Regions from separate parts of the Homo sapiens genome. Here all the other regions are linked to region 2. The links are chromatin contacts, found by Hi-C or POLR2A ChIA-PET in ENCODE. All regions are on one chromosome and are shown on one strand. Each heading gives the region's core, a stretch centred on a gene start or an enhancer-like site at or near the end of the contact. The rest is flanking DNA. Distances are from core to core; before and after follow the strand shown. Region 1 overlaps CHD2 (chromodomain helicase DNA binding protein 2). Region 2 has its middle 51 kb from the start of CHASERR. Region 3 overlaps FAM174B (family with sequence similarity 174 member B).

What was found. Hi-C counts contacts between places; a loop is a spot of excess contacts on that map. ChIA-PET counts read pairs that join two places held with the same protein, here RNA polymerase II (POLR2A). Pooled maps may share reads with other maps.
Region 1: a pooled map shows a loop between it and region 2 (2.6-fold over the local background). The contact joins two enhancer-like sites. A Hi-C loop is called at or near these places in 6 of 50 pooled maps. POLR2A ChIA-PET finds 5 or more read pairs at or near these places in 4 of 52 experiments (MCF 10A, T-cell, activated CD4-positive, alpha-beta T cell and 1 more).
Region 3: a pooled map shows a loop between it and region 2 (2.4-fold over the local background). The contact joins two enhancer-like sites. A Hi-C loop is called at or near these places in 3 of 37 single-sample maps with no recorded cell type and 8 of 50 pooled maps. POLR2A ChIA-PET finds 5 or more read pairs at or near these places in 2 of 52 experiments (GM10248 and activated T-cell).

What each region holds. Positions count from the first base shown.
Region 1 is chr15:93,026,382-93,030,397 of GRCh38, reverse strand. It overlaps CHD2 (chromodomain helicase DNA binding protein 2), which reads right to left. Exons shown (of 39, transcript NM_001271.4): 39 at 2,402-4,016. Among named protein-coding and RNA genes, the nearest start is that of RGMA, 61 kb to the left of the region's middle. RefSeq lists an enhancer at 1,446-1,952. Within about 2 kb of position 1,542, at least 29 of the 41 ENCODE cell types and tissues checked have a DNase peak (open chromatin) inside an H3K27ac peak, as active enhancers do.
Region 2 is chr15:92,829,831-92,834,116 of GRCh38, reverse strand. No RefSeq gene overlaps it. Among named protein-coding and RNA genes, the nearest start is that of CHASERR, 51 kb to the left of the region's middle. RefSeq lists enhancers at 983-1,042, 1,799-1,998, 2,379-2,428. Within about 2 kb of position 2,301, at least 41 of the 41 ENCODE cell types and tissues checked have a DNase peak (open chromatin) inside an H3K27ac peak, as active enhancers do.
Region 3 is chr15:92,636,398-92,640,461 of GRCh38, reverse strand. The region is part of intron 1 of FAM174B (family with sequence similarity 174 member B); the gene reads left to right. Among named protein-coding and RNA genes, the nearest start is that of FAM174B, 17 kb to the left of the region's middle. RefSeq lists enhancers at 733-832, 1,596-1,885. Within about 2 kb of position 2,026, at least 16 of the 41 ENCODE cell types and tissues checked have a DNase peak (open chromatin) inside an H3K27ac peak, as active enhancers do.

The DNA.
Region 1 (4,016 bases), core at 293-2,792, 200 kb before region 2:
ATGTGACGTTTGTCCTCTTACTGTTTGCTTCTCTAGGGCCCGCCCCCAACCCCTACCCCAGCTAGAATACCAACTCCAAGGGGCCAGGGCCCTTATCCTCCTGGTTCACTGCGCGGGTCCAGCTCCTGGAGCAGGACCAGCCCACAGGAGGGGCTGGAGACCTGGTTCAAGGAAAACGTCCTCTCCCATAACTGTCTGGTTCCAGCAGTGTCTCCCCCATGAGACTATGAGCTCCTGGGGGTTCTAGTCCCTGCTGGGCCTTCCTGCTGGGGTTTAGTCTCCCCGCACAGCAAGCTGCGGCTTTCCAGAAGCCCTGGCCAATGGGGCTCCAAGAGGGCAGCTCGCTTGTCTTGCAGTCTCTGGAGTGGGAGGTGCTGGGCCCGGTGCTCACCGGGCCTGCCCTCCAGGCCGGGCAAGCTCTGTCCTTAGTCTGCCTCAACCCATCCAGCTGCCCTCTGACTCAACCCTCTCCACCCATTCCCCAGCCAAGGACTTTGAATGCTGTCTCTTCCAGGTCGCCCTTAGGGTTACAAACCTTTTCCTTTTCCACTGTGCACACTCTCACTTAAAAACCGCATGAACCCAAGAAGCGGCCTCCTTCCTTTGCAGGTGAAGATGCAAGGTGATCACCCAGCTGAACATGGGGAGGGACCACATGGGGGCAATGCGCTGACTCGGGAGGCCCCTTTACAGCCCCCCAACGCCCCGAGGGCCACCACAGTGCCTGTGGTTAACGGGGCCCGTGTTTTAGCAACAATTCCTTCTTAGGTCACTAAAGAAATTAAGAGGAAGCTCACGTGTGATGTTCCGGAAGTGGATATTGTTCTGCCCATCTTCGAGGTAAGAAGCCTTTAGGCCATGGACTGGTCCATGTTCCCACACAAAGCCAGACAGCAGGAGGCTCAGCGCAAAACCAGGTGGCCTGAGCACACTGTCATCCACCACATCACACGCCAGCAGAACTGACCAGAACACCCCCAAGACGTCAAGCCTGGGGGAGGGGCCCACCGGCAGCAGCGGGAACAGCTCCTCAATTAGTGCCCAGGTTTCTGCAGGATGGAACTTTCACTGAATCCAGCTGCACCTTCTCCTCCCCACCCGCTCACTGATCAGAACAGATTTGAGGTGGGCTGGGAGACCAAATGGGTCCCATGAGATATGACAGAAAGGACTGGTGCAGGGGGCTTCAGTTAAGGCAACGCCTCACATCAGAGCTGGTCCTGCGCCTTTAAAAGCCACAGGTTGGAATCTGGAGCCGACTCTGGTCTGGCAAACTGCAGGGACTTGGGTTTCAATAAGTGACCTTTCTGTTGGCGCTGACTGAGGAGGGCTTGCCGTGATGCCAGGCGTGCGAGGCCCTGCCAGGGAGGAGGGAGGAGGCAGGGGCCCTGGGCCGGCCGCTTCCAGTAAAAGGCAGGCGTTTTGGCAGCTGGCAGTTTCGAAGCCTTGTTGCTATTGTAAGTCATAATAAGCTGATTATTGCAGTACTTGTTCTTAAAGTTTCCCCAAATTGTTCCAGCTGAGTCATGAGTTACAACACGATTGTGAGTCGTTTCTTGATGGGCACCAAGAGCCCTCAGCTTTTCTTCGTCTTTCTCAAGAACTACGTGAACTAAAAATCCCAGCCTCCCGCTCCAGCGCGGGCCAGGGCTGGCAAGGGCCCCTGCGTCCAAGTCCCCTGGGCTGACGGAGCGGAGTCACAGCAGTTGACAGCTCAGCTCTCAGTAGACACATGGCTTATTTGGTATCAAGATTTAAGAGCTAGTCTCAAAGTCACCAAAACATTAGTGAAAATCGTGGATCTGGGCAAACTTCAACCCTTATTCAGACAGAGATCTCCGCCCGCAGGCTGTGCCACCCTTCCTCTGTCTGGGCTGCACCAGAGCTGGGCCTGCCCCTGTGCCAGAATACTAAAGCTAACGTTTGTGTCAGTGTTTCCATTATAAAATGCCACCCCCCAGACCCCATCTGTTAAATTACCCTCAAAGCTACAGGCTGGCAGACACAGTGTTATTTCCTTCAGGATAGAAGGGGTGGCCCCCCTAGGTCTCCCTGGATCCCCCCAGGCAGGACTAACCCACGGGAATTAACTACCGGTTTCGGCAACCCTGGCCCTCCCTCAAGTGCAGAGCTGTGGGCCACAGCCTGGAGTTGCTCGGCCAGGGAGCTGTTCACCTCGACGACGGCATACTCAGGAACAGCTTAGGTATCTGTGGTGTTAAGGCCGGTACGCAACAATGCAACTGGTACTGGATGGAGGGAAATGCAACTTTAAAAGACTCCACTTCACAAGCTGTCAAAACATCTGGATGTGACCCAGCAACCAACGAGGGAAGGTAGACAAGGCGGTATCTCTAGTCACAGAGCTCACACCACAATGCAATGCAACGTGTTAGCCCAATTCTAAAAATGCTCAGTAACACTTTTTAATATACAAGAATCAAAAGTACAGCAGTTTTACAATGTAGGAAAATTTAATACATACTATATAAACAACATTATTTACATCAGAAATCACTAGGACAGTGGCATTTTTCACAAATATAAATTAATTACTGTTTAGTCAACAGGTTTTAAAAGTCCACAATTTTACAATAAAGAAAAACCATCTGTCCCCAGATGAGTGGGGCACAGATGGCCTAAAGCAGCCTGGACCCTTGGCATGGCTCCCCTCGCCCAACGTGGCAGCCCTCAGAGGAGCCGGAAGACCGCTGGTGCTGGGCCTGGGCTGCTGCTCCTGCTGACAAGTGGATTTTGGTCTGTAGGATTTCAGTGTCATTGTGTGACTTCCTAAATCAACTGTGTTTGCACCGTGAGGACTGATGCAACTTTCAGACACACCAGGCCAGAATGTCTGCAGCACAGCGTGCAAAGTGTTTGGGCTTCCCTTCGAAGGGCTGAGGAATGACTGAAAGGAGAGTGAGCCCCGGGCTCTGCTGGCACCTGTCTGTCCGGCTCTGAAAGACCGCAGTGATTAGCTTGGGGTTTCACCTGGCCCTTTTCTAAGGCCATAGTGTATCATGTCAACCCTTGTTCACGTGCAGGTTTTAGGTGATGCTAACTCCCTCTTTCTCAACCTGTTATTTCTACCAACAATGAAATCTTTCAAAGCCAGACTCCAGGGAATACCATCCTCACAGATTCCTGGGGCAGCTTCTCCCATTCACAAGTGAGAGAATTTACCTGTGCAAATTTTTTATTTAGGCATATAATATTCATACTGATTTAAATCAATGAAGAAATGCTTCCTTTTTCCCAGCACACTCTTCAAACATACTCCAGCACCTAAAATAGTTGTCTAATGGGGACACTGTAATTTTAGAATCAATGTAACACTGATCTGGCCGATACTGCCTTTTGCTACTTCATATGGCACTGAGAGTCCTAAATGTGAACAAAAGGAAGTTTCTTTTTCCTCACGATAAGACATCTCTGGGCATAACTCACATCTCCTATCAGCAACTCAAGAGAGAAGCCCTGATGACTGTGGAAACCCTGATGGAAATGCAGGACCTCTGGTGACTCCTTTGCCCCTCCTTTCATTCCTGAAGGACACTACCCAACTCTCTGCAGGGGCTCACCTCCTTCCCACCCCATCTCCCAACGCTCAAGGGCTCGACAAGCCAACCTAACCTTCCTCTTTGGCTTGGGCAAGGCAATCATGGGCTAGAGTCAGTATTATCGGCAAGAAGCTCCATCTGTGGTTTCCTCATCACTGTGTGGCCTAAGTGGAGACACAGGCCCTGCCCTCTCCACTGAGCGTCACGGCAGGCCCTCCATGGGAGGACTGTGGCCAGGTGGCTCATGCAGTCACCGGAGCTTTGCTTCAGGACATGTGTGCTACAAGTCCAGGCTGGACAACCCCAAGAACTGTGAGGGTTCAGCAAGCGGGGTGGGTCCACTGAGCTCTCAACACAAGCTTCCGGGACCCAGACCCTCATCTGGAAACCACACAGGCCAGCCCTGCGATGCTCTGTGTAGCAGGGAGCAAGGGTCACACCACAGCCACATCTGCT
Region 2 (4,286 bases), core at 1,052-3,551:
ATGAACTTCCTCACAACATGGTCCCTGGGATGAAAGGGCAAGCCTCCCAGGAGAGAAGAGGGAGGAGGGAGAACAGGATAGAAGGAGAGGGAGAGAGAGGGGGAGAGAGAGAGAGAGAGAGAGATCCTTGCCTTCAGGGGGATACAGATGTTGTAAGGGTACCCGTTTTTATACCTTTACAACATCTACAACATGGTAAGCAATGCTGTTACTTTAACAAGTGAAGTTAACACATGAATTTTTTAAAATGAGTTTGTTAACCTGTGGTTGGTTACTTTTATGTGTCAACTTGGTTAGGCCACAGTGCCCAAACATTTGGTCAAAGATTCTCCTGGATGTGTCTGTGAGGGTGTTTTTGGATGAGATTAACATTGAAATTGGTGAACATTAAGTACAGCAGATGGCCCTCCATACTGTGGGTGGGCCTCATCACATCAGTTGAAGGCCTGAATAGAACAAGAGACTCCCTCTCGCTCTCCCGGCTCCAGACAAGAAGAAATTCTGGGAATTCTGTCAGCTGACATCTTTTGGATTGAACCACAACACTGGCTCTTTTCTAGGTCTCTAGCCTACCAGCCCACACTGCAGATTTTGAACTTAGCCTCCATAAGCATGGATCGATTCCTTAAACAAAATCTCTCTCTCAGTCAGGCTCATGCCTGTAATCCCAGCACTTTGGGAGGCTGAATCGGGCAGATGGCTTGAGCTCAGGAGTTCGAGACCAGGCTGGGCAACATGGCAAAACACCATCTCTACAAAAAATTAAAAATTACCTGGGCATGGTGGCATGCACCTGTAGTCTCAGCTTCTCGTGAGACTGAGGCAGGAGGATTGCTTGAGCTAGGAGAGGTTGAGGCTGCAGGAAGCCAAGATTACGCCAGTGCACTCCAGCCTGAGTGACAGAGCAAGGACCTGTCTCAAAAAAAAAGAGAGAGAGAGAAATCTTTGTCTATAAATATGCACATCCTACTGGTTCTGTTTCTCTGGAGAGCACTATTACAGCCTGCTTTGCTAGTATCAACAAAACCACGGGCTTCTTGTCCAGAAGTTTTTGCCCCTGCTTCATAACTGCAAATGGAATTTTCATGGAAAATATTTCCTGTGTTGCTATTTTTTTTTTTTTTTTTTTTTTGTCATCCAGGCTGGAGTTCAGTGGTGCAACCTCAGCTTACTGCAACCTCCCCTCTGGGTTCAAGCGATTCTCATGCCTCAGCCTCCTGAGTAGCTGGGACTCCAGGTATGCGCCACCACGCCTGGCTGATTTTTGTATTTTTCATAGAGAGGTGTTTCACCACATTGGCCAGGCTGGTCTTGAACTGACCTCAGGTGATCTGCCTGCTTCGGCCTCCCAAAGTGCTGGGATTACAGGCATGAGCCACAGTGCCCAGCCACATTACTTCTTAATAATAGATAATGTGCCCTAATATACAGTATTTACATAAAGCCTTGCAGCAAGGTGGCAGTTTTCAGCCATTTTTTGAGGAGGATGTGAACAGGAGCCGTTACACGGCTCATCAGTCATCTGTTGCAAAGAAGCTGTGCTCAGCAGCGCAGAAGGATATCTTTCATTACTGGAAACCGTGAATCAGCTCGAGTGAAACAGGGCTCTGTCAGCTTATAACACTTAATTATGTTTTTAACTCCATAAATTAGTTCAAGTAAAGCCGTTTGAAAATAGCCAATTTCCAGTTTGAACTTACAGAAAATTAATGGCAAGAATGCAAACTTCTAATGTGTTAAGAAATTATTTGAATTTCTTAACTGTGTCTCCCACTAAAAGTTTGTGCTTTAAATTTTGTGTCAGTTCTGCATCAGAATTATTCAGTTTCCTCTTATGCAACAAACCCTAGAAAATTCTAAAGTTTCAGAATAAGAGCATTTCCTAAAGAAGAGAAAATATATTGGGGGTGGTGGGGGGGAATGGGATCAGTACGTGGCTCAAGTTTTTCACCCTTGAGGAGTTAAGAAAAACACTTCAACATAAGGACAAAAGCTCCCTTGTTTAAGCACTTCCCCAGCTGCACTTCAACTAAATATATCCTGGGCAGAGTGTTTTCATTTCTCCACCCCTCTCCTGAGCCAATCACATGGTGACAAACAGCTCGGAGGCCCCTTGGGACTAGCACTGCAGAGGTACAGGCTTGGTTACAGGGCTTCGCGTTCCTTTCCAGCACAGGCCTGCTCTGGGCCGCCCTGCCTCCCCCAGAGGCTGCAGGGAGCCCCAAGCAGGCGCATTGCGGGCTCTGCTCAGAGAGACGCCTCCACGGGTTAATTCAGCGGCCTCTGTCTGGAATTCATGCACCACCTGGGCTGACAGCATGAATGACTCATTGTTTCCCCTCTGAACAGGCTGAGGAGTGCTTCTTGGTGTCAATAACTGAGGCAAAGTAAAATTGTTTTTTCCCTTTCAACATGACCAATTTTCTAAGACTGAATATAGAACTGGAAATCTGCAGGGTGTGTTTCTTCTGCGGCAACGGTAGCCAAGGTTACTGCTTTGAGTTGGTCTGCAGGGACAGAGGATTAAAATTTACTGTCTATAAACAGAAGAAGGCCTAAAGCCAGAGCTCCTTTATTTACAGCTTGTGTCATGGTTTTATAAAATGAAGGAAACTTAATTGAAACCTCTAGTTTGTGTAAACCTGGGATCTGACTGTACACAATACCTGATTTTATTTCTAATACCCGTGATTTGTATAAATGAAGATTTTGATGATAATTTTCCCATAGCTAAGTATAAGACATGTATGCTTTGAAGTCCATATATGAATCTTCCATACCAGCATTTCCAAAGCAGTGTATTAATAATTATGCCCCACCTTCAATTTTCCTATATGGCACCCTTCTCATTTTCAGTTACTTTTAGTTTCCTTGGGAAACTGGACTGGTTGATATTCCTGGACTATGGGATCTTTTTGCCTTGCTTACGCATATCTCAGTCCAAAAGCTTGACAGCCAGAACTATACAGATATTTTACTACCTTTCTGCAAGTGTGCGTGTATAACACTCTTGTTTCTTTGAACTCTTGTTTCTTTGGCCTCTTATACTTTCCTAAACTTTAGGTGTTTTTTTAAAAAAATTCAAAAAGAGGCCGGGCGCGGTGGCTCATGCCTGTAATCTCAGCACTTTGGGAGGCCGAGGGGGTCAGGTCACGAGGTCAAGAGATGGAGACCATCCTGGCCACTATGGTGAAACCCCATCTCTACTAAAAATACAAAAATTAGCTGGGCATGGTGGTGTATGCCTGTAGTCCCAGCTACCCGGAGGCTGAGGCAGGAGAATTGCTTGAACCAGAGTTGGAGACTGCAGTGAGCCAAGATCACACCACTGCACTCCAGCCTGGCGACAGAGCAAGACTCTATCTCAGAAAAAAAAAAAAAAAAAAATTCAAAAAGAAAGATGTAGAAAAAAAAGAAATAAATGCAGAAAGGAAAGGGAAAAAGGTCTTGTGTAGATTCAGGACCTTGGTTCTAATTCAAATCTGGGAGGTTAGCATGCAACAGAGTACTTTCTTCATCCAATTAAGTAGCAGCCCTGAATAGATTCCAAGTCATTCTGACTTTGAATAGGGATGAGGACAGCTGATACTGAAGAAGAGAGAATGTTGAGGCCCATGTATAGCCTTAAAAGAGAGAGAGAATGAACTTGGGATGTGGAGATTAAATAGGGCGTTTAATAAAATGGCAGTAGATGCTTTTATTTTAATTGGTATCAATCAGCTCAAGTAACCTTTAAATTTCTGCAATAACAGGAGACTGAGTTGGCTTTGGCAGGGCTCTCTATCCCAGGAATGGAAACTCACGCAGGTTCTGAATCAGAAAGAATCAAAATAACAAAAAAAAATTTCCGTCTTTCAAATCTATGCTATAATTTAGCAAACTGAGTATCTTTCCTTGCTTGCCAGTATCTTTAAAATAAAGTCAGGTATCAAAATATTTGTATTCCCTTTTTCGAAGCTAATAAAAACCTGCAAAGATTAAGTATTTCTCCATTTTTGTAGAGAACACAATTATTACAGCGTGCTTACAAAATGACAATTCTCAAAGCTTCAATTTCTCACATCTAACAGCTAGTAAATGTGTAGTAAATGTGTAGTTCTCTGAATGAGACCCTTTTACATCATATGCAATAAATCTATTTGTCAAAGAGTCTCCTTAGCTACTGAAGATTTCATGGTCCTTGTGCCAACAGAATCAAGCACTTTGGTTGAATATCTGGAGGATTGTGACTTGAGACATGCAGGATGGACACAATCCTACTATGTGCCATACGGTTTGGTTCTTCC
Region 3 (4,064 bases), core at 777-3,276, 190 kb after region 2:
TCTTGCCTCAGCCTCCCGAATAGCTGGGATGACAGGTGCCCACCACCATGCCCGGCTAATTTTTGTATTTTTGGTAGAGATGGGGTTTCACCATGTTAGCTAGGCTGGTCTCGAACTCCTGACCTCAGGTGATCTGCCCACCTCAGCCTCCCAAAGTGCTGGGATTACAAGTGTGAGCCACTGCTCCCCGCCTATTTACCTTGACTTTAAGACATTTTTATGTGTTTACATTTATCATCCTTTTTTAAAAAAATGGATTTTGGATTTCTCCCATGTTTTCTTCTAGTACTTCTATGGTTTTATTTTCTACATTTAAGTCTGATCCGTCTAATTTATGCTGATACAAAGTGTGAGATATGGGTGGTTATCAACAAAATATTTAATGAGTTACCTTTTTCTCACTCATTTGAAATGCCATCTTTATCCTATACTAGATTCCAGTGTGTATTTGGGTGTATTTCTGGACTTTCTATTCTGCTATAGCATCTGATTGTTAGTGTGGGATGCCACTGTGTATTAGTCTGTTCTTGCACTGCTATAAAGAAATACCTGAGACTGGGTATTGGCTAATGGTTCAGCATGCTGTACAGGAAGCATAGCAGCTTCTGCTTCTGGGGAGGCCTCAGGAAGCTTCCAATCATGGTGGAAGGCAAAGGGGAGCAGGCACTCACATGGTGGGAGCAGGAGCAAGAGAAAGAGCAAGGCGGGAGGTATCACCCACTTTTAAACCACCAGATCTCTCAGGCACTCACCCACTCACTATCATAAGAACAGCGCGAAGAGGATGGTGCCAAACCGTTCATGAAGGCCCACCCCCATGATCCAGTCACCTTCCACCAGGCCCCACCTCCAGCACTGGGGATTACAGTTCAACATGAGATTTGGTTGGGGACACAGTTCCAAACCTTATCACACTGTGTTCAGTTATTGTAGTTTTACAGCATGTTTTACTAATCTAACTCCTTTATAGAATTTTCATGGCTATTCCATTCTTGCTGCTTCTCCCATCCTCATGAATTTTGGAATCAGCTCATTTAGATCCCCAGCAGAAATTGGTCGGTATCTTACTGCATTTCACTGAGCTTGCAGATTAATTTAGATGGCTTGAAATCTTTATGAGATTGAAACTTCCTAGTCAGAGGCGCAGCGTGCCCTCCTTCTGTTGACACAAGCTTGTTTTGGTTGCTTTTGGTTATCGCGGGAGCTGGCTGGCAACCAAAAGAACTTGCAGGGGCACCTCTGGGTCCTGAGAAGTGTCTGTTGAATGCCGAGTCGTAGGGTTGGGGCACATCCAGAGGTCCGAGGTGAGTTCCTACCCTCTTGTTGGAGTGTGAAGGGCTCATGTTGTGGAGTGTGATGCATCTGGATTCGAGCTCTGCTTGCTTCCTGGGACAGGTCACTCAGTGCCTTCTGGCCTTGGTTTCCTTGCCTTGATAATGGGAGCCCTCCTTGCCTCACTGGCGGGAGGCTGTGATGAGATCACATGTGCATTAGCTGGCACTCAGGGTTGTCGCCTCACAGTGCCTGCTGGTACCGTCACCCCAGTGCTGTGGATGACGCAGGAGGGGCCTGTGTGCCTGGAGGTCATGTGTAGACAGTGCCCCGTGGCAGGGATGTGCCTATGAAGAGGGGCTGCAGGATTCGGAAGAAGGAGAAAACCCAGCCTGGTTGCGATGTCCTGCAATGGCCTCAGGAGAAGTGAGAAAGCCTGTGGCCCCCTGGAGTAAGTAGAGTGAGAAGTGTTAGAGGCTGTGTCATCAGAACCCGGACCACACCTGGCAGGAAGTAGAAATGGATGAAGAAATTCGGGTTCATGACGAGAGGCTTGCTCAGAAGCACACCAACAGGGGAATTGCAGGGCTGACCCCTGAACCTCAGTCGCTGCACTTTGAGTTGGTGGCTCTGACTGTCACACTCAAAACTGAACTGAGTCTAAAGGGTTTAGTCCTGTTTTATTCTCTTCGTGGGTGAGGGCGAGGAAGGAAGGCCTCCCCCTCTGTAGGCTGCCAGGGCCTGGTGTCCTCCCTCGGCCTCCTTGTTTGTATAAGTGGGACGTATGAGCACTCACACGAAACCTGTTTCTGAGCAGCTGGTGAACAGTCCATTGAGTAAACAAACCCTCTGGCTTCAGGATTATATTTCAGACTAAAAGAATTTTGAACCTCTCCTCTCTCTTGTTAGAAATGAGTTTTGGTTCGGATGGAAGGGTGCTTTATCTCTTCTAGAAATTATCTGGCCTTGCCTATTCCTGTGAAGACAATATGGACATTTATTTATTAATAAAAGGACCACTTTACATCTCAACCAGGTTGAGGCCTCCTGGTTAACAGTAGCCTATCTCAGAAAAGAAAGATTCCTGCTGTGGAAGATGGGCCAGCAGTCTTTTCACTTCTTTATTTCCCAAAGTTCGTTCTTTGATGGGGAGTGCTAGCTGGTCTGTCCTTGTAGGCTGCCGTCCCACTGGCCCCCAGCACCACCCAGTACACAGCTGAGGGGACAGGCTCTGGACGTGGGGGCACTGGGCTGCGAACCCAAGTCTGATTGCAAACCTGGGCTCTTTCTAGAACCAGGTGCTTTGTCCTTGAGCTGCGTGTGTCTTTGAGTAAAATGAGGGCCCTGTCCCCAAGGCTGGCCCACTGCCCACGAATGGACCCAGGGGATTTCAGCTTCATCACAGCCGTGTAGTCTCTGCCTTTGCCTCAGGCTCATGGCAGTTCTGGGAGGTGCAGTTGCCGGTTGTTTGTCCTCATTGAAAGCCTGCTTACAGGTAGCCCTAAGCAAAAAATGTCAACTCTGCTTCTGTGTGTGTGGTTCATTGTTTCTATAAGGGGCAGAGTCCTGGGGTTTAAACAGGCTTGAGGATATAGGAAAATTATACTTACATATGGAAGGCTAACTATTAAAATGTGGAAAAAGCCCCAGGAAGGTGTTGTGATTACAGTGGTGGTTTCCCTTCGTGCAGTGCCTTCCCTGAGACCTCGAGGCAGTTAAGGTTTGCTAGGTTGTGTGTGTGACAGAAAACCTGGCCCCGGCTGGCTTTGGTGAAAGAGAGAGTAGCCTTGTAGTTTTTAAGGAGAGCTGGCTTGGTAGTCGATTTAGGACTTGGTCTCTCTCTTTCCAATCTGCCCTCTACCATATTGCCTTTACTTTCTGTTTCTAGATGGTGGCATGATGGCTTATGTCATCTGGGCCTCAAGGCCAGTGGGAGGGACACCCACCTGCCCTGTTCCAGCCTTCACAGCAGAGAGTCATTGGCTCGGGTTGGTCGTGCCTTCCCCTGCCCACTGCCCTGCTCCTCTGCCATTGCCATGGCCTGGGGGGTAGCAATGCCTGGATTGGCTCAGGCTCCAGGCTCACGTCCACTCCTGGAACTGGGGGTGTGGCCAGGCCCATGTGGGAGGGGCTTCACCCAGGGCACAGAGGATACAGATGCCAAAAGGAGGGAGGAAGTGGGCGTGGGCTGGCTGCAAACCAGCACACCTGAGGGAGTCACAGTTTAGGAAGGGTTTGTTAGAAGTGTGTCCAGATTAGTGTGGAATATGAAAATGTGAGCTGTGCAAAGTGACACATTCCAGAGTGTGATGAGGGAGGGCAAAGAGTTTTTTGGCGCTAAAGTCAAGTGGCTGCGAACTCCGGTGAGGCGTGGAGTGGGGCTCTTGGATGGGAGTGAGTGGGGGTGACAGAGCAGGGCATACCAGGGATGACTCAAGGCGACCTGTTGGGGAGGTCTCAGCTGGAGCACCCCCTGGCCCTCTCAGGGGTCATATGTGCTCACTATGCCCTGTGATTTTCCCGAGTTGCTTCCAGTCTATACTCTCAAGCCCCATGCAGCCTATCTCCGCGGCACATTTCAGACCATGGGTAGTTGTGCGGCACTTTCACTCACCCACGTGGGAAGGAGGCCCCACTGAAAGTCTCCTGGTCACTGGACTGCCTGCTTCAAACCCTAGCTCTGCCACTGATTAGCTACATGGCTGTGGGCAAGTCGGCTTCCCTGAGCCTCAGTCTCCTCAGTTGTTAGACAGGGATACCAGCAGCACATGCCTTGAAGCGTGCTTTAGATG